Linked DNA regions of Homo sapiens: region 2 is linked to region 1. A link is a loop called in an ENCODE intact Hi-C map of the cell type or tissue named here. Cell type or tissue: heart left ventricle. All regions are shown on one strand. Links, peaks and the distances in the headings refer to the core of each region. The heading gives the core; the rest is flanking DNA. Region 1 holds the start of AVPR2 (arginine vasopressin receptor 2). Region 2 holds the start of PDZD4 (PDZ domain containing 4).

Evidence for each region. Hi-C counts contacts between places; a loop is a spot of excess contacts. Peaks named below come from ENCODE experiments on the same cell type or tissue, not always from the same donor. Only the 100,000 strongest peaks of a DNase experiment are listed, where the experiment ranks them.
Region 2: a loop joins it to region 1, with 2.5 times the contacts of the local background. A loop is called at or near these places in 12 of 110 quality-filtered maps.

What each region holds. Positions count from the first base shown.
Region 1 is chrX:153,899,617-153,908,449 of GRCh38, forward strand. It overlaps AVPR2 (arginine vasopressin receptor 2), which reads left to right and starts at 5,057. Exons shown (of 4, transcript NM_000054.7): 1 at 5,057-5,155; 2 at 5,358-5,554; 3 at 5,916-6,800; 4 at 6,907-7,550. The coding sequence starts at 5,530. The coding sequence ends at 7,112. It overlaps ARHGAP4 (Rho GTPase activating protein 4), which reads right to left. Exons shown (of 22, transcript NM_001666.5): 22 at 7,762-8,346. The coding sequence ends at 8,113. In heart left ventricle, for the core only: no CTCF peak of the experiment used is centred there; DNase peaks (open chromatin) are centred at 1,409, 4,132, 4,632 and 6,205; H3K4me3 peaks cover 1,084 bases; H3K27ac peaks cover 1,511 bases.
Region 2 is chrX:153,822,751-153,831,583 of GRCh38, forward strand. It overlaps PDZD4 (PDZ domain containing 4), which reads right to left and starts at 7,794. Exons shown (of 8, transcript NM_001303512.2): 1 at 7,489-7,794. The coding sequence starts at 7,548. RefSeq lists an enhancer at 4,174-4,752. In heart left ventricle, for the core only: no CTCF peak of the experiment used is centred there; no DNase peak of the experiment used is centred there; H3K4me3 peaks cover 2,479 bases.

The DNA.
Region 1 (8,833 bases), core at 608-8,607:
AAAAAATTCTCACAAAGAAAACTCCAGGTTTGTGTAAATAATACCAATTCTATACTAACTCTTCCAGAAAACAGAAAAAGAGAGAACACTTCCCAACTCGTTTTATAAAGTCAGCATTATACTCATCCCCAAACCAAAGATATTACAGAAAGGGAAAACGTAGACCAGCATCTCTCATTAATACAGATGTAAAAATGGTAAACAACAGCCAGGCACAGTGGCTCACACCTGTCATCCCAGCACTTTGGGAGGCCAAGGTGGGTGGATCAGAGGTCAAGAGATCGAGACCATCCTGGTTAACATGATGAAACCCTGTCTCTACTAAAAACACAAAAATTGGCCGGGTGTGGTGGCTCATGCCTGTAATCCCAGCACTTTGGGAGGCCGAGGCAGGTGGATCACCTGAGGTCGGGAATTCGAGACCAGCCTGACCAACATGAAGAAACCCCGTCTCTACTAAAAGTACAAAATTAGCTGGGCATGGTGGCGCTTGCCTGTAATCCCAGCTACTTGGGAGGCTGAGGCAAGAGAATCTCTTGAACCTGGGAGGCGAAGGTTGCAGTGAGCCAAGATCTCGCCATTGCACTGCAGCCTGGGCAACAAGAGTGAAACTCCGACTCAAAAAAAAAAAGAAAAAAAAGAAAAAAATTCAATACTCACTTGTGATAAAAGCTTTCAGTATACCGGGTGACAGAGTGAGAGACTATGCCTCCTCCCCACCAAAAAAAATATAAAAAAAAAAAAGAAGTTACACAAAATACTATGTACTCTTTTATTTATTTATTTATTTTTATTATTATTTTTTTTTGAGACGGAGTCTTGCTGTGTCACCCAGGCTGGAGTGCAATGGCAAGATCTCGGCTCACTGAAACCTCCGCCTCCCGGGTTCAAGCGATTCTCCAGCCTCAGCCTCTGAGTAGCTGGGATTACAGGCTTGCGCCACCACGCCCGGCTAATTTTTGAAAATACTACATACTCTATGATTCTATTTATATAAAATTCTAGAAAAGGAAAATCTATAGTGATAGATCAGTGGTTGCTAGGCTTTCAGGTAGGGGAAGAAGCTTGACTGCAAAAGGCCACGAGGGAACTTTCTGGAATGTCGAAAATATTTATTCTATGTCATGATTGTGGTTGTGGTTACACGACTGTATACATTTGTCAAATCTTACTGAACAGTACAATTACAATTAATGAATTTTACTGTATGCTAATCATACCTCAATAAAGCCGAAAAAAAAAAAAGTCATTCTGGAGGAGAGAAATCATTGCCTGCGGAGGGCCATTCCAGGGTGGTGAGTGCATGAGCACTGAAGACACCCGGAGCAGCTGCTGCAATAATCTGGGGGAGGAACGTGCAGGCAGAGAGAGCAAGAGGAAGTCAGACTGGGAAACCCCGAGGCAGTTACCCAAACAGCCCACTAACAGCAACTGCAGTCGGCCGCCTCTGGGGAGGAAAGCGGGAGGGGCCACTGCCTTTAAAAAAGAAAAAAAAAAAAAATCTCTGCAGTTTTGCCAGGGAGCCGCCTCCTGCCTGACTCTCACATGATGACCTGGAGGCCATCTATGGGTACGGCCCTCAAGCCCTCAACGCTCACCCTCCTTCTACCCCCCGCCCCTCACCCCAGCACCTGCTGGAGACCCTGGCCCTCCCTTCCACTCCGCGAGGCTCTTAATCTATCCAGTTCCATGGGCTGCCTTTCCGCAGCTATAAACAGGCTCTGTCCAGCTTTCCCAGTTATTATTCACTTAGGTGAATGGACACAATTAGATGATCATCCGCAGGCTGTCTTCCTGTCATCATTGGCACACGCACACACCCTCACACACGCACACACCCTCACACACGCACACACCCTCACACACGCGCACACCCTCACACACAACCCCCCCAACGCCACACACACACACACCACACACCCTCACACACAACCACCCACGCCACACACACACCACACACCCTCACATGCACACCCTCACACACCACACACCACACACACCCCACACACACGCCCACCCTCACATACGCACACTCTCACACACACCCTCACACACTCTCACACCCTCACACACGCACACCCTCACACACACCCTCACATTCACACAAGTACACTTGAGTTTTTATTAAATTTGTTTTTGTCCCCTTCAATCCCATCCTCCAACCCGTTGTTCCTCCCTATCTCCTGGGCTCTAGGTATTCTCCTTCGGGTCACAGTCCCTGTGAGGGCCGTTCCTGTTGACAGGCACTTGGCTCCGTCCTTCCCACTGCCCACAGGCTCCACCATCTGCACATGCACCCCTCCCACACAATCGGGGGCCTCTTTCTCCTCGTCCTTGGCTGCCTCCTCTTTGTCTTCCACCCCTTACAAATCCTTCAGGGCCCTTTAAATGCCTTTTCCACCTGCCTGCTCCCTCTAGCCCCGCTGCCCAGTGTTAAGTGGGTCGCACCATTTCTCTCCTGGGTGACAGGCACAGCTTCCACCAGCCTCCCTGCCTCCACTCTTCTCTGCAGAAGCCCATGTGCTCCTGGGGCAGAGCCCAGGTCCTTCCATCTCTGCAGCCACAGTGCTAGGCCAGCGGCACTTGCAGTTTGGTGAATGGAAGGTTCTGATCATGGGGAACCGGTAGATAGAGAGGGACAAACAGTGTCCCCCCAATCTGCCTCCTGTCCTCTTCTGCCCAGACACTAGGCTGGAAGATCAGGAGCCACACCTTGGCACTCACAGAGCCCTTTCTGCAAGTCTTAGAGGGACCAGTGGGAGGTGTGCACACAGGGGCTGCGCTGGCAGGAGTGGGGGCCTGGCACACCCCCAGGTAGATGCCCTGCCCGTTAACGCCCAAGGGCAGGGGCTTGAGTGACTCATGTGGGCCTAGCGTGAATCAGCACAGTCTGCCCTTCTTCCCATGGGAGCTGCTGCCCAGCCCCATCTTTCTTGGCCCCCGAGGGGTGGCTGCCCAGGGCCTCTCTCCTGGCACAGTTCCATGTAGTGCCTGCCCATGTGGCTCCCAGTTCCTCCCCGGGGTCCTGGCTGAGCAGAATGGCACTGGATCCTGATCTGGCTTCTTGCATCCCAGAGGAGACCGCCATGCGGGCCCTTCCTCCAGATTCTTCCCTAGTTTAACAACAGGAAGCGAGGAGTCCAGGGGGGCAGAGATTGCCACGGGCCTGGCCACATTGCTAGGGGAGGTCCCAACCTGCTGCTGAGATCCGGCACTGCACAGCCTCGTTCAGGCAGAGAAACTGATAAGGAGATGGTTGTCTGCTCACCCCAAAAGGTTAGCATGGATTCCTCGCCCTAGCCGGCTTTAGACGGAGGGAACAAAGGCTTTCCCAAGGCCCTGCCAGTCCCCACCCCTGCCCATCTTACCACCGTAGTCTCCCTCAATCATCAAGTCCCATTGCACAGAAGGGGAAGCTGAGGTGCCAAGAGCTGGCGTGGCCTGTTCAAGGTCACACTACTGGGCAGGGGCCAAGCAGGGGCTGGAGCCTTGCTTTCCTATTCCCCAGCCAGGGTCCCCAAATTCTCTGCCAGTTGAGGGAAGCCATCTCCTATTCCACTGATCTGGGTGGCATTAGGAAGGCCTTTTCTATGCTCCTAGATTAGTGACAGCATGCGGTTATTGGGGACAGCATGAGGATGTGCATGCGCTGAGGAGATGCAGCTGAAGCGTCAGGCCTGGGGTGCCAGCACTCTGCAGCCTGCCCCCAAGGGGCTCTGCAAAAACATGGCAAAGATGCGGGGTGTGATGTGCACCTGTGTGTGCTGCGGGTGTGTGCGTGTGTGGTGTTGGCTGTGCGTATGTGGTGTGTATGGCTGTGTGGTGGGTACATGTGTGGGTGTGTGGCGTATGGGAGTGTGTGATGTGTGCATGTGTGTGGTGTGTAATATATGTGTGCATGGTGTGGTGTGTGTGTGGTGTGGCGTATGGGTGTGTGGTGGGTGCATGTGTGTGTGGCGTGTGGCTGTGTGCATGTATGTATGTGGTGTGGTGTGTGCGCTGTCTCTGGAAAATGCCCACCCTGTGTTCCCACCACCCTAACAGGGCCGGGAGGGGCCAGGGTGCTGCCAGGCTCTCTGGGCAGGAAGAGGAGGCCTTGGCCGCGGGCCGGACTTGGGCCTGGTCCGTGAGGCTGTTTTGGTCTCTGGCTTCACAGGCAACAGAGAAGACAGACAAACAGGAAGAAAGCAGCTGCCTTGGGCTGGGCTGGGCTGGGCTGGCCTCGGCTGAGCCAAGCCAGGCCTGGGTGCGGGGGGAGTGGAAAGAGAACTACTGGGATGGGGGCTGGAGGGGGTGTGGGGACAGGGGAAGGAGAGAGGTGTTGGGGGAGGGAGGAGGAGGGCTCAGGTACAGGGAAGGTGCGTCCATACTCATGGTATGTTCAAGAACATGAGCGAGCGTCTCTGTGTTGTGTGTTTGTGGCTGTGTGGCTGTATCATGTGAGGTTGTGTGTGGTGGGAGGGAGCCCGTGAGCACACGGAGGTCCCCAGCCCCTCTTCCTAGGACAGGTAGTTGCAGGTGGGGCAGGAGGAAGAGGGTGGGGGTGTCCCTGGATCTCACAGGGGTTCGTGAAGCCTGGCTTGGCCCCTGCCCCACTCCTCCCTTTCCTGTCCCTCGTCTCCGGCCAACTGGGCCCTAACTGGGGAGGAGGAGGGGCCTGCGTGGGCCTGGGAGGGGCCCAGCGAAAGTGTTTTCACCCCTTCCTTGCCTGGGCCCAGCGAGGAGCAGGAGGACCCCAACTTGGGAAGGGGGCGTGAAGCTCCCATGAAAAAGCAGCGCAGTCCTGGGCCAGACCCACCGCTCTCTGGCCTCAGTTTCCCCACTTATAAAATGGGAATGCTGAACTAAGTGACCTCCCAGAGCACTGCCAACCCAGACAATCCAACCAGGGGGGCGTGGTAGGGTGAGGGTGGGCGTGGAGGCTATGGCAGTGGGAGGAGGGAGTCCTGGGCCGGGACCAGGGAGGCCCTGGGGAAAGGAAGGGAAACAGGAGGCCAGGGGAGGCCTGGGGGAAAGGGGGAGGGGGAGGAAGTCCCCTCCTGGCCAGGTCACTCCCAGAGGCTGGGCTGGGCCAGGGCAGGGCAGCCGATGGAGAGCAGATCTGAGCACCCAGCCACCTTCACGCCACCGCCCAGCTGCCCAGGAGCCCAGCCAGGTAAGGGGCTGCGCCTGCCTGCCCCCCTGCCCAGTCCCCAGCCCTCGGATGGTGGCCTCTCTCGGCCTCGGTTGGGGCAGGGGAGTTCTGCGTGTCTGTCTGGGGTGCCCACTCCCAAACCCGGGACTCATGGGCTGCCTGGGGGATCCTGGGTTCTGTGCATCCGTCTGTCTGACCATCCCTCTCAATCTTCCCTGCCCAGGACTGGCCATACTGCCACCGACACGTGCACACACGCCAACAGGCATCTGCCATGCTGGCATCTCTATAAGGGCTCCAGTCCAGAGACCCTGGGCCATTGAACTTGCTCCTCAGGCAGAGGCTGAGTCCGCACATCACCTCCAGGCCCTCAGAACACCTGCCCCAGCCCCACCATGCTCATGGCGTCCACCACTTCCGGTAAGGCTTGCCCCTCCATGAGTCCGGTGGGCAGAGTGGGTTTGACGATTCAGGGAAGCCCCTCTTTCTAAAGACCTCCTTCACCCTCACCTCTGGGTGTGTCTCTCCAGGCTGCCAATGAGTGGGGAGGGGAGCACAGCCCCACTTCCCCGCCAGGGCTGGGGCTGGGGCTGGGGCTGGGGCTGCCCTTCCTTCTGGACTGCATGAGCCTGGGGTGTGTATCCCTCATAACATGGCTTTCCTGGAGTCCCCTCTGCTAGGAGCCAGGAAGTGGGTGTCCGGATGGGGGCACGGGAGGCAGGCCTGAGTCCCCCTGCACAGCACCCTCTCTAACCAGGCCCTCTTCCCGACTCCTTCCCAGCTGTGCCTGGGCATCCCTCTCTGCCCAGCCTGCCCAGCAACAGCAGCCAGGAGAGGCCACTGGACACCCGGGACCCGCTGCTAGCCCGGGCGGAGCTGGCGCTGCTCTCCATAGTCTTTGTGGCTGTGGCCCTGAGCAATGGCCTGGTGCTGGCGGCCCTAGCTCGGCGGGGCCGGCGGGGCCACTGGGCACCCATACACGTCTTCATTGGCCACTTGTGCCTGGCCGACCTGGCCGTGGCTCTGTTCCAAGTGCTGCCCCAGCTGGCCTGGAAGGCCACCGACCGCTTCCGTGGGCCAGATGCCCTGTGTCGGGCCGTGAAGTATCTGCAGATGGTGGGCATGTATGCCTCCTCCTACATGATCCTGGCCATGACGCTGGACCGCCACCGTGCCATCTGCCGTCCCATGCTGGCGTACCGCCATGGAAGTGGGGCTCACTGGAACCGGCCGGTGCTAGTGGCTTGGGCCTTCTCGCTCCTTCTCAGCCTGCCCCAGCTCTTCATCTTCGCCCAGCGCAACGTGGAAGGTGGCAGCGGGGTCACTGACTGCTGGGCCTGCTTTGCGGAGCCCTGGGGCCGTCGCACCTATGTCACCTGGATTGCCCTGATGGTGTTCGTGGCACCTACCCTGGGTATCGCCGCCTGCCAGGTGCTCATCTTCCGGGAGATTCATGCCAGTCTGGTGCCAGGGCCATCAGAGAGGCCTGGGGGGCGCCGCAGGGGACGCCGGACAGGCAGCCCCGGTGAGGGAGCCCACGTGTCAGCAGCTGTGGCCAAGACTGTGAGGATGACGCTAGTGATTGTGGTCGTCTATGTGCTGTGCTGGGCACCCTTCTTCCTGGTGCAGCTGTGGGCCGCGTGGGACCCGGAGGCACCTCTGGAAGGTGGGTGTAGCCGTGGCTAGGGCTGACGGGGCCACTTGGGCTTGGCCGCATGCCCCTGTGCCCCACCAGCCATCCTGAACCCAACCTAGATCCTCCACCTCCACAGGGGCGCCCTTTGTGCTACTCATGTTGCTGGCCAGCCTCAACAGCTGCACCAACCCCTGGATCTATGCATCTTTCAGCAGCAGCGTGTCCTCAGAGCTGCGAAGCTTGCTCTGCTGTGCCCGGGGACGCACCCCACCCAGCCTGGGTCCCCAAGATGAGTCCTGCACCACCGCCAGCTCCTCCCTGGCCAAGGACACTTCATCGTGAGGAGCTGTTGGGTGTCTTGCCTCTAGAGGCTTTGAGAAGCTCAGCTGCCTTCCTGGGGCTGGTCCTGGGAGCCACTGGGAGGGGGACCCGTGGAGAATTGGCCAGAGCCTGTGGCCCCGAGGCTGGGACACTGTGTGGCCCTGGACAAGCCACAGCCCCTGCCTGGGTCTCCACATCCCCAGCTGTATGAGGAGAGCTTCAGGCCCCAGGACTGTGGGGGCCCCTCAGGTCAGCTCACTGAGCTGGGTGTAGGAGGGGCTGCAGCAGAGGCCTGAGGAGTGGCAGGAAAGAGGGAGCAGGTGCCCCCAGGTGAGACAGCGGTCCCAGGGGCCTGAAAAGGAAGGACCAGGCTGGGGCCAGGGGACCTTCCTGTCTCCGCCTTTCTAATCCCTCCCTCCTCATTCTCTCCCTAATAAAAATTGGAGCTCATTTTCCACATGGCAAGGGGTCTCCTTGGATCCGGGTAACGGTGGGTGTGGAGGCAGCACAGAGACATACACAGACTCCCCACACACACCCACAGTCACGTGCACAGCTCTGGAATCCATGGCGCAGGCAGCCAAGTCTTCAAAGCTGCAGGACCCCTGGGGAAGCTGTTCTCACCTCCAGCACCCACCTGCCCACCCGAGACAGAGAGCTGGCTCCCATCGGGGAATCAACACGAGGTCTTTATGAATCGCCACCCAGCCCTGCCAGGCATCTGAGCAAGGGTACCCGCCACCCAGCAGCCACTGATCAGCCTTCCACAAAGCTGCAGAAGAGGGCTTTCCCCAGCATCCTTCCTCAGCTGCCTCCAAAAGGGGCCTGGGCCAGGGCTGAGGGGCAGGCAGGATGTGGAGCGGGCATCCCTGTGTGCACGGCCCCATCCCACCTCTCTGCACAGGGTGAAGTGCAGGCACCCTGCACTTGCTGGACAGGGCTGGAGAGAAGCAAGGGGGCTGGGGAGAGTGGCCGGTCCAGCGGGTAGCCGCCGGGGGCACGCATCTCCAGCAGCGGCACCTCAGTGTGGCTTGGGGGTCGTGTCTAGGCCCTGGGGGTGGGAAGCTGAGGGTGAGGCTGGGGCCCCAGGGCCCCGGGAGAAGCCTTTGTTCCTGCCCAGGCGGCTGCTGGGCGGGGCCTTTGGGCTTCGGGGCCCAGGACTGGGAGAGGTGGTAGATGCTGGCCCAAGGCCCTGGCGGACAGAGGTCTTTCCCAAGAGCTCCTTAAACACAGAGTCCATGTTCTGTGCCACAGCCTAGCGGAGGGGAAAGAAAGGGAGAGTGACCAGTGAGTTCCCCCGACTGACCCTGCCCAAGACCCACCTGAGTTCCTCCCACTCCCAAAGCAAGCCCTCAGCCAACATCCCCAGTCCCTCAGCCTCCAGGTCACTCTCCCCCACTTTGCACCTGGCATCCCTCCTGTCCCTGTTGGTGTCTCTGTCACAGTCTCCTCTGAGGACAGCAATTCCTTGGTTTAGCCCGGAAGTGGGGACCCCCCTCTTCTCGCCCCCACTCTTTCCCTGGCAGAGATCACAGCCCCCTGCCCATGGCCTCAGGGACCGCCAGCGTGCGGGGACTCCCCAGTCAATGTCCTCCCATGGCGTCTCCTGGCTGCCCTGTCCCTGGCTCCCGCTCCTGCTCCTCCGTGTCTACCGGACCCTCCCTGGGCTCCCTGGGCCTGGGGGCTTGGCCACACCTGGGACACCCGCATGTTCTTGGGCTCTCTCCTCCTTGGGCTTAGCA
Region 2 (8,833 bases), core at 345-8,344, 77 kb before region 1:
TCACAGAAGCCTCCAACTCCTGGGTTCAAGCAATCCTCCCACTCAGCCTCCCCAGAAGCTGGGACTAGAGGCGCATGCCACTACGCCTGAGCAATTTTTTATTTTTGTAGAGACAAGGTCTCAATATGTTGCCCAGGCTGTCCTAACTAATATTGTACTACATCACACTTCTTCAAAACTTGGAGGTCCCTTTCCTGAGAGAAATTCTCAGAATAATATTGGACATTCTTCTGTCACTGGGCATTAACTGTGACATACCCAGATGTAAGGCCTTCTCCATATAATTTCCTTTTTCATTATTTTTTATTTAATTAATTTATTTATTTGAGACAGGGTCTCGTTCTGTCACCTAGGCTGGAGTGCAGTGGCTTGATCTTGGCTCATGCAACCTCCACCTGCTGAGTTCAAGCAGTTCTCCTGCCTCAGCCTCCCGAGTAGCTGGGACTACAGGTGCATGATGCCCAGCTAATATATATATATATATTTTTTTTTGAGATGGAGTTTCGAGCCCAAGCTGGAGTGCAATGGCGTGATCTCAGCTCACCACAACCTCCACCTCCCGGGTTCAAGCAATTCTCCTGCCTCAGCCTCCCGCGTACCTGGGATTACAGGCATGTGTCACCATGCCCGGCTAATTTTGTATTTTTAGTAGAGATGGGGTTTCTCTATGTTGGTCAGGCTGGTCTCGAACTCCTGACCTGAGGTGATCCGCCCACCTCAGCCTCCCAAAGTGCTGGGATTACAGGCGTGAGCCACCACGCCTGGTCAATTTTTTGTATTTTTAGTATAGATGGGGTTTCACCATGCTGGCCAGGCTGGTCTCGAACTCCTGACCTCATGATCCACCCGCCTCGGCCTCCCAAAGTGCTGGGATTACAGGCGTGAGCCACCGCACCCAGCCAATTTCCACTTCTTAATGACCAACTGAATGGCCCGAGGGCAGCAACTCCCTCCTCCACCCAGTGAGATCCCGGGGGACACACCATCTGTTTTCCTTGTCACAATGGCCCTCGGACGCAAGCACTCTTCACTGCCATTTCACAGTTGAGGAAACTGAGTCACTGAGCCAGTGGGCCATGCAGCGACTTGCCCCTGGCCACACAGCTGTCAGTTGGTGGCTGCCTCCATTCCTATCTCCACACTGCACTGCCTTCTCTGGCAGGGCCCCTGAAGTAGAAGGAAGGAAAGGACACCTTTCTCCCCAGGATGCGTGCATGTGGCCATGGAGTTCCTGTTCTAAAGCTTTGGTGAGGTCTGTTGCTGGGTGGTAACCTGCACATCTTCAGTGTGCAAAGGGCAGGTGTTCATATGTCATACATGAACCTGGGGAACCATCACCACCGTCAGGACAGTGGCCATTTCTATCTTCCCCAAAAGTGTCCTCATGCCCCTCTGCCCATCCCTGCAACCACGAATCTGCTCTCTGGCACTATCGAATTTCATTTCAGCAGACTGGACAGTCCTCAGGAACCCCGAGATGAGAGGGGAAAGGGCATTCTACAATCTTGGGACAATGACACAAAACAGGATGACCTGGTCCAGAAGATGGCAGTCAGAATTCAGTGTCCAGCCCTCTGTTCTTCCACTCCACAAGGACTTTCTCAGAGCCTGCTTCTTCCCCAGTCAGCTTCTGCGGCAGAACCACTGAGTTGACTGAGAGTCCAGCTTTCCCCTGGAAGGGTGGAGGCCAGCGTGGATGTGCTGGCAGCATCTGGTGCTGGTGAGGCGGGGAGGCAGAGTGCCCATGCCAGACCCAAATCCCTGCTCACAGGAAGCCCCCATGCAAGCAGGAGGGAGCCAGAGAAGCCACCTGGCTTGGTGGGTGGGAGAGCAGTTTGGAGGAAGACGTCGCTGAAGAGGGGACACTGGCTGCCAGCCACGCTCCCGCACTCAAGCAGTACTTTCTCTCCCCCGCAGTTGCCTACATGTTGGCGATGGTCTCCCCCTTACAAAAAGGGGAGCCTGGGGCCAGGCGTGGTGGCTCACTCCTGTAATCCCAGCACTTTGGGAGGCCGGTGTGGGTGGATCACCTGAGGTCGGGAGTTCAAGACCAGCCTGACCAACATGGAGAAACCCCATCTCTACTAAAAATACAAAATTAGCCAGGCATGGTGGCGCATGCCTGTAATCCCAGCTACTCGGGAGGCTGAGGCAGGAGAATCGCTTGAACCCTGGAGGCGGAGGTTTTGGTGAGCCCAGATCGTACCATTGCACTCCAGCCTGGGCAACAAGAGCGAAACTCTGTCTCAAACAACAACAACAACAACAACAAAAGGGGAGTCTGGGGGAGGGGCAAGGCCCTGTCTGCAGTGTCTCCCTGCTGAATGCCACGCACCCAGGATGGCTGCCAGCACCATGGGGGCTCACATGCAGGTGCTTTAGGCAAGAATGCCTGGGAGATCACCAGAAGGGCTGGCCAGCTGTCCTTTGGCCTCCCTCGATGTGGACAGAGGGGAGATGACAGGCGGTCCTGACCCACTCCCCCTGTAAAGCCTGAGTAGGATGGGCGGGAGACCAGTCCTAAGTACCAGGGGTTTATCCCCTGACCATCTCCGGCGTGCTCGGATGCTAGCAAGCACATCATGGTGTCAGAGAGGGGGTGCCAAGGCCAAGACAAGTTCAGCAGAGTGTGGACCACGATGAGATATATGACAAGGGGGCCTGGTGGCAGTGGAGGGACATGGGCTGCAGAAAAGGCTCCGGAGCTGGGGACATGCTGTTTCCTGCCTTCCATTCTGGGCAACCAGCCTGCTTCCTTTTCCTAACTCAACACGCAGTAATCCTCCATTTTCAGGGGAGGTCCCAGATTTTCCAAACTAGGAGGACATGATTGGAATATAGGAATGGGGCTGAGGTTCCGACATGACACACGAAAGTGCCTGTGACAACCCACATCCGTGGAATAAAGGAACCATGTGGTCATCTCACTAGCCACAGAAGCAGCACTGCACAATCCAATGCCTCTCATGATAAAAACACACTAGGAATAGAATGGGAACTTCCTTACCCTGATAAAGGACAGCTATGAAAAAGCCACAGCTAACTTTATACCCCCTAGTGAAAGACTGGAAGCTTCTTTACCTTTAAGATGAGGAACAAGGGAAAGACATTCACAGGCACTTCTATTCAACATTGTACTAGAGACTCCAGCCAGAGCAAATTAACAAGAAAAAGAAATCGAAGGGCCAGGAACGGTGGTTTACACCGGTAATCCCAGCACTTTGGGAGGCCGAGGCGGGCAGGATTGCTTGAGGCCAGGAGTTCAAGACTAGCCTGGCCAACATGGCAAAAGCTCGTCTCTGCTAAAAATACAAAAATTAGCTGGGTGTGGTAGTGTGTGCCTGTAATCCTAGCTACATGGGAAGCTGAGGCAGGAGAATCACTTGAACCCGGGAGGCGGAGGCTGCAGTGAGCCGAGATTGCACCACTGCACTCCAGTCTGGGTGACAAAGTGAGACTGTGTCTCAAAAAAAAAAAAAAAAAGAAAGAAAGAAAAGAAAAGAAATCAAAGCCATCCAGATTGGAAAGGAAGAAGAAAAACGATTTCTATTTGCCAATGACATGATCCTAATATGTAGATAATCCTGAGGAATCTACTAAACAAATTATACTTAATAAACAATTTTAGTAAGGTCGCAAGATATAGGATCAATGTATAAAAATCAATTTTTTTTTTGAGACAGAGTCCTGCCCTGTCACCCAGGCTGGAGTGCAGCGGTGCAATCTCAGCTCACTGCAACCTCTGCCTCTGGGGTTCATGCGATTCTCTTGCCTCAGTCTCCTGAGTAGCTGGGATTACAGGCACACATCACCATGCCCCGTTAATTTTTTTTGTATTTTTAGTAGAGACGGGGTTCCACTATGTTGGCCAGGCTGGTCTTGAACTCCTAAGCACAGGTGAGCCACCCGCCTTGGCCTCCCAAAGTGCTGGGATTACAGGTGTGAGCCAACACGCTCAGCCAATCAATTGTATTTCTATACAGTAGCAATGAGAAGGCTGAAAGTAAAATTAAGAAAACGATTCCATTTATGATAGCATCATAAAGAAAATACTCATGAATAAACTTAAACAAAAGTGCAAAACATCATGTAAAGAAATTAAAGACCTAAATAAATGGAAAACGCACCCCATGCTCATGAACAATACTACCCAAATTGATCCACAAATTTGATGCAATCTCTATCAAAATGCCAACTGGCTTCTTTCCAGAAATTAACAACCTGATCCTGAAATTAATATGGAAACTTGAGGGACTTAGAATAGACAAAACAGTCTTGAAAAAGACGTACAAAGTTGGAGGACTCTCATTTCCTTACTTCAAAACTTACTACAAAGCTGCAGTAATGAAAGCAGTGTGGCGCTGGCTTAAGAACAGACATTTTTCTAAAGAAGATCCACAAATGGCCAACAAGCACAAGAAAAGGTGCTCATCATTTAGCTAACAGGAAGTGCAAATCAAAATCACAATGAGATACCACTTCACACCCAGCAGGACGGCCATAACAAAAACCCAGAAAATAACAACTGTTGGCAAAGATATAGAGAAATTGGAACCCTTATATGTTGCTGGTGGGAATGTAAACTGGTTCCAGCCACTGTGGAAAACAGTTCAATGGCTACAGGCACACACTCCAAAGAATTAAAAGCAAGGACTCAAACAGATACAAGTAGACCAGTGTTCACAGCAGCGCTATTCACAACAGCCCAAGGGTGGAAGCACCCCAAATGCTCATCAACTGACGAATGGATAAATATGTTGTATATCACAAAATGAAATATTATTTGGCAATAAAAAGAAATTGACTATTGATACATGGATGAACCTTGAAAACATTATGATTAATGAAAGCCAGACACAAAAGGTCAGTTTCTATGAAATGTTTAGAATAAACAAATCCATAGAGACAGGAAGTAGATTGGTGGGTGCCAGGGGCTAGGAAGTTTGAGGGAGAAATGGGGATGTGATTGCTAAGGAGTGCAGGGTTTCTTTTGGGGTGATGAAAACGTTCTGGAATTACTGGTGTGGGCTGCACAACCTTGTGAGTATACTAAAAACCACTGACTTGTACACTTTGAAAGGGTAAGTTGTGCAGTAGGAGAATGATAGCTCAATACAGCTGTAATTTTGGAAGTGTTGTGAGTCATTGGCAGAAAATGGCTTGGAACACAAGGCTAGGCTAGAGACTTGGGGGTTCCTGGCCTGGGGATCCCAGGCCTCTGTGGATTGTAGATGGAAGGCGCTGCAGATGCACATGTGCTTCTTTCTGAAAATCAGGCCCATGAAGTGCCTCACCCTGACAAGGTGCGGACGAGGTTACTCAGGGGGGACAGGGAGAAGTGCCCCCTAAAGATGGGGGAGCACCCGTGTTTAAGGAGGCCGGGAGGCAGGCACGGGGTCCCAGAAGCTGACCTGTCTTTTGGAACAAAAGCTCCTTCTCCTCTGAAGAGGCTGGGACCTGGTGATGCGTCCACCCCCAGAAGCGCAGTCCCCTGGGACAGCTCATGGCTTGCACTGCTTTCCGTATCTACTTTTTTCAGTCCTCTTGTTTTCCCTTAGTTGTGAAGGATGGTTCTCCTCGTAAAATCCCGGCTTTGATTGGGCCAAGGAGGAATGTAGAAAGTGAAAGTTTGCAGCCAAACTCCCACGGTTTCAAAGGGAGCCCAGCAGGAAAGCGCACAGAGGGCGCATGCGGCAGTGGCCCTCCTCCTGGCGGGTCTCCTTGGGGTGGGCAAGTCCCTTCCATGAAGGAGAGCTTAGGGCGCAGAGCAGGGAGGGCCCACCCAAGTTCACCTCCCTGAAGGCAGGCCCAGCCCGACCTGCCGAGGCCTTCCCGGAGGGCTGTGGGGAGCCCCAAGGGCTACCGGTGTCGTCCCATGGCTCATTTCAGGCCTGGGGTGCAGCTCGGGTCGCTCTCCCCTATCCACACGTCCCCACGAGGTTGGCCTTAAATGAAGTGCGACACCAATCCTTCTCCAGGAAAGTCAAAACGGCCCCGGAGGAATCGCTTGGAGAAATCGCTTGCCGTTTGATGGAATGACTCCCGAAAAGGAAGCAGGAGGATGGGATCCAGAGTCCCCGTCAACCAACCATCCCAGCCCTGGAATCCAACACGGATTCCACAGGACGCCCTCTCGGTCGCATTCCTATCCCGCTAGGGGGCTGGCAATGGCCACACAAGGTTTCCAAACAGCGGGAACAAGAGACGAGGAGTGGCAGCCGGGAACTGAGAGGGAAGAAGGCGGAGGACAGCGAACGGGAGAAGCCGAGGGCCCCGCGCACCCCCGGAGAAGGGCCGGGGAGAGAGGACCAGGAGCTCCGCCAGGGTGGGGCAAGATTTGCGTCCCCGCCCTGCCCCTCGGCTCCCGCACCAGGTGGCCAGAGGAGCTCGGCTCACAGCGTGAAGTCAGTCCCCGGATTCCTGGGAATTCTCCCCCGTGCCCAGCCCCTCCTTCCCCCGCCCCCGCCCCCGCCCCGGAGTTCTCGCCGATCCCTGCACGGGTTCCCCCACGTTCTCCCAAGCCAACACCCCTCCTGCAAAGCACTTGATTCCTTCCCAGTCCAGACCAATAAACCCGGGAGTTGAATCCAGGCCACTAAACGCATACCTGTCTGAGCCCTGTCTGCTCCTGGGTGCCTTGACCTTGACCTCCCTCCACTTAGCCCTAGGAGGTCTCAGCCCACAGCATCCGGGACATTTCTCTAGACAGTCTGCAGGGTGCACACAGAAAGTACACAAATGCGGGGCCGGGGGAGCCTCCGCGCACACAGAGACGGGGCACAGGAACGCACTCACGTAGTCACGCCACGCACAGGCAAGAAGCCCCGTTCCGGGCCGCGGGGCTGGGCTCCAGGTCCGAGCTCCGGGCCCCGCGTCTCCTTCCCTCCCCGCGGGGCCCTGCTGGTCCACGCCCCGCAAAGCCCGGCCAGGCACTGCCACCCGCAGAGAGCCCAACCCGCTGATCCCGGCGGCGCCCACTCACCCGAGACGCCTAAGGCCCGGGAGCCCATCGTTCGGGCAGGGCCAGGCGGGAGTGGGTGTCGGGGTGGGCACCCAGCCCCCGGACGGACTTGGACCGCGCCCGGGGACGCCCACGCACTCCCACGCTCCAGGCCCGCCGGGATCTAGATTCGGCGCCCCCCGCACGGCGGGAGCCTGGCTCCCTCCCCCGCCCTGGGTCCTGCGGGGAGAGCGTGTGCGGGGAACTGCGCTCGTTGCTATGCAACCTCCATCCCGCGCCCGCCGCACCGCGCCTCCCGGGACGGAAGCGCGCCCCACCCGGGCCAACCCCAACTTCCCACCCCACCCGTGGCTGGTTCCCACGGAGCGCCAACACCCAACAGCCCCAGGATGGGAGGGTGCGGACGGCTCCCTACCTTGTCCTCCTCGAGCCCTCCCGCTCTCCCACGCCCGCCGCTCCGGGCCTCCCCACTGGCCCGCTCCTCCCCGCGGAGGGCCGCGCCCCCGCCGCAGCGCCGGCGGCCCTACCTGCAGCATCACTTTGTACTGCTCCTCCGGTTTCTGGACCACGCACATATTACATCCCATGTTGCTGGCCGGCGAGAGGAGGCGGAGGGCGGGAACGGGAAGACGCCTTTCACTGACCCGGGCGCGGGACCTCGGGTCCCGGGCCGGGGCCAGGGGCCATACCCTGGCGCGGGGGGCGGGCCGCCTAGCGGGGGAGGGGGGCACGCCCCCGAGGTGGGGGCAGCGGCTCGCCCCTCAGGTTAACTCTTCGCTGGCCGAGGCCAGGCGCGGGCATGCTCCCTCGCACCCGGCCAGGAGAAAAAGGGCAGCGGGGGATGGGCGGGCGCGCCGGGCGTTGCCAGGCTACGGCCCCCCAGGGAGCGCGGGGGCGCGCCGGGCCGCCAGGGGCCGTCAGGGGCCGTGGGCCGCGCGCCTCCCCGCCCGCGGGGCCCGCCGCTGCCGCTGCCGCCTCCGGCTCCTGCCCATGGCCGCCAGCCCCGGGAGCCCGGCCCTCGCGCTCGGCGCCGCGGCCCGGCCCGCGACAGGGGGGCAGCGGCGCGGCGGCGGCCCCCGCCCGCGGCCAGGCCAGCGCCCGCGCTCCCGCCTCGCCCGGCCGCGCTCTCGGAGCTCCCGGCGCCCGCTCTTCGTCCAGCAGCCGCTGGCCGTCTCCAGCTCCCGCCCGGGACGACGGGCACGCGAGCGCGCCCACGGCGGCGGGGGAGGGGCGCGGGCACGGGGCGCACGCGCGCCGGGAGGGGCGGGGAGGGGAGCGGGGCCGGCTGCGGGAGGGAGCGGCGGGGGCGCTGGAGCCGGCGCGGGAAGCCGGGGGCGGGCGCTCGACGGAAGCGGGCGGGGGTCCTAGGCACCCCACGACACCCGGCGTCCGGTCCTGAGGGGCGGGCACCAGGCGCGTTGTCTGCGCGATGCCGCTCTGGGAGAGAGGGGTCCTGCCAGGAGGAGCAGTCTCCTGGGTCCCCCAGAGAGAGTCCGCGATTTCAGCCCCTCTCCCCGGTCTTGGACGCAGCAGCCCTCACGCCTCTGCTCCTTCCTCGGGCTTCGCCTTAAATGACTGCATCCCTCCTTCAACTCAGCCATTCCCTGCTGTCTTTGAAACGGACACCTTTGTTTAAAACAAGAAAGAAAGAGAGAAAGGGAGGAAAGAAAAGAAAGAGAGAAAGAAAAAAGGATGAGCGAAGCGTGGGGAGGGGGTGGGTCGTGGGGAGAGTGGCCTCGGAGGCCTTGGGACCCGGGCCTGCACACAGCACTGGCCAGCCTGGGCCCGCCGCCTACCTGTTCCTCAGCCCCAGCCCTCACCCGGTCCCCGCTTTCACAGCCCTTCCATCTCTTCCTCTTCTCTCCCACCACC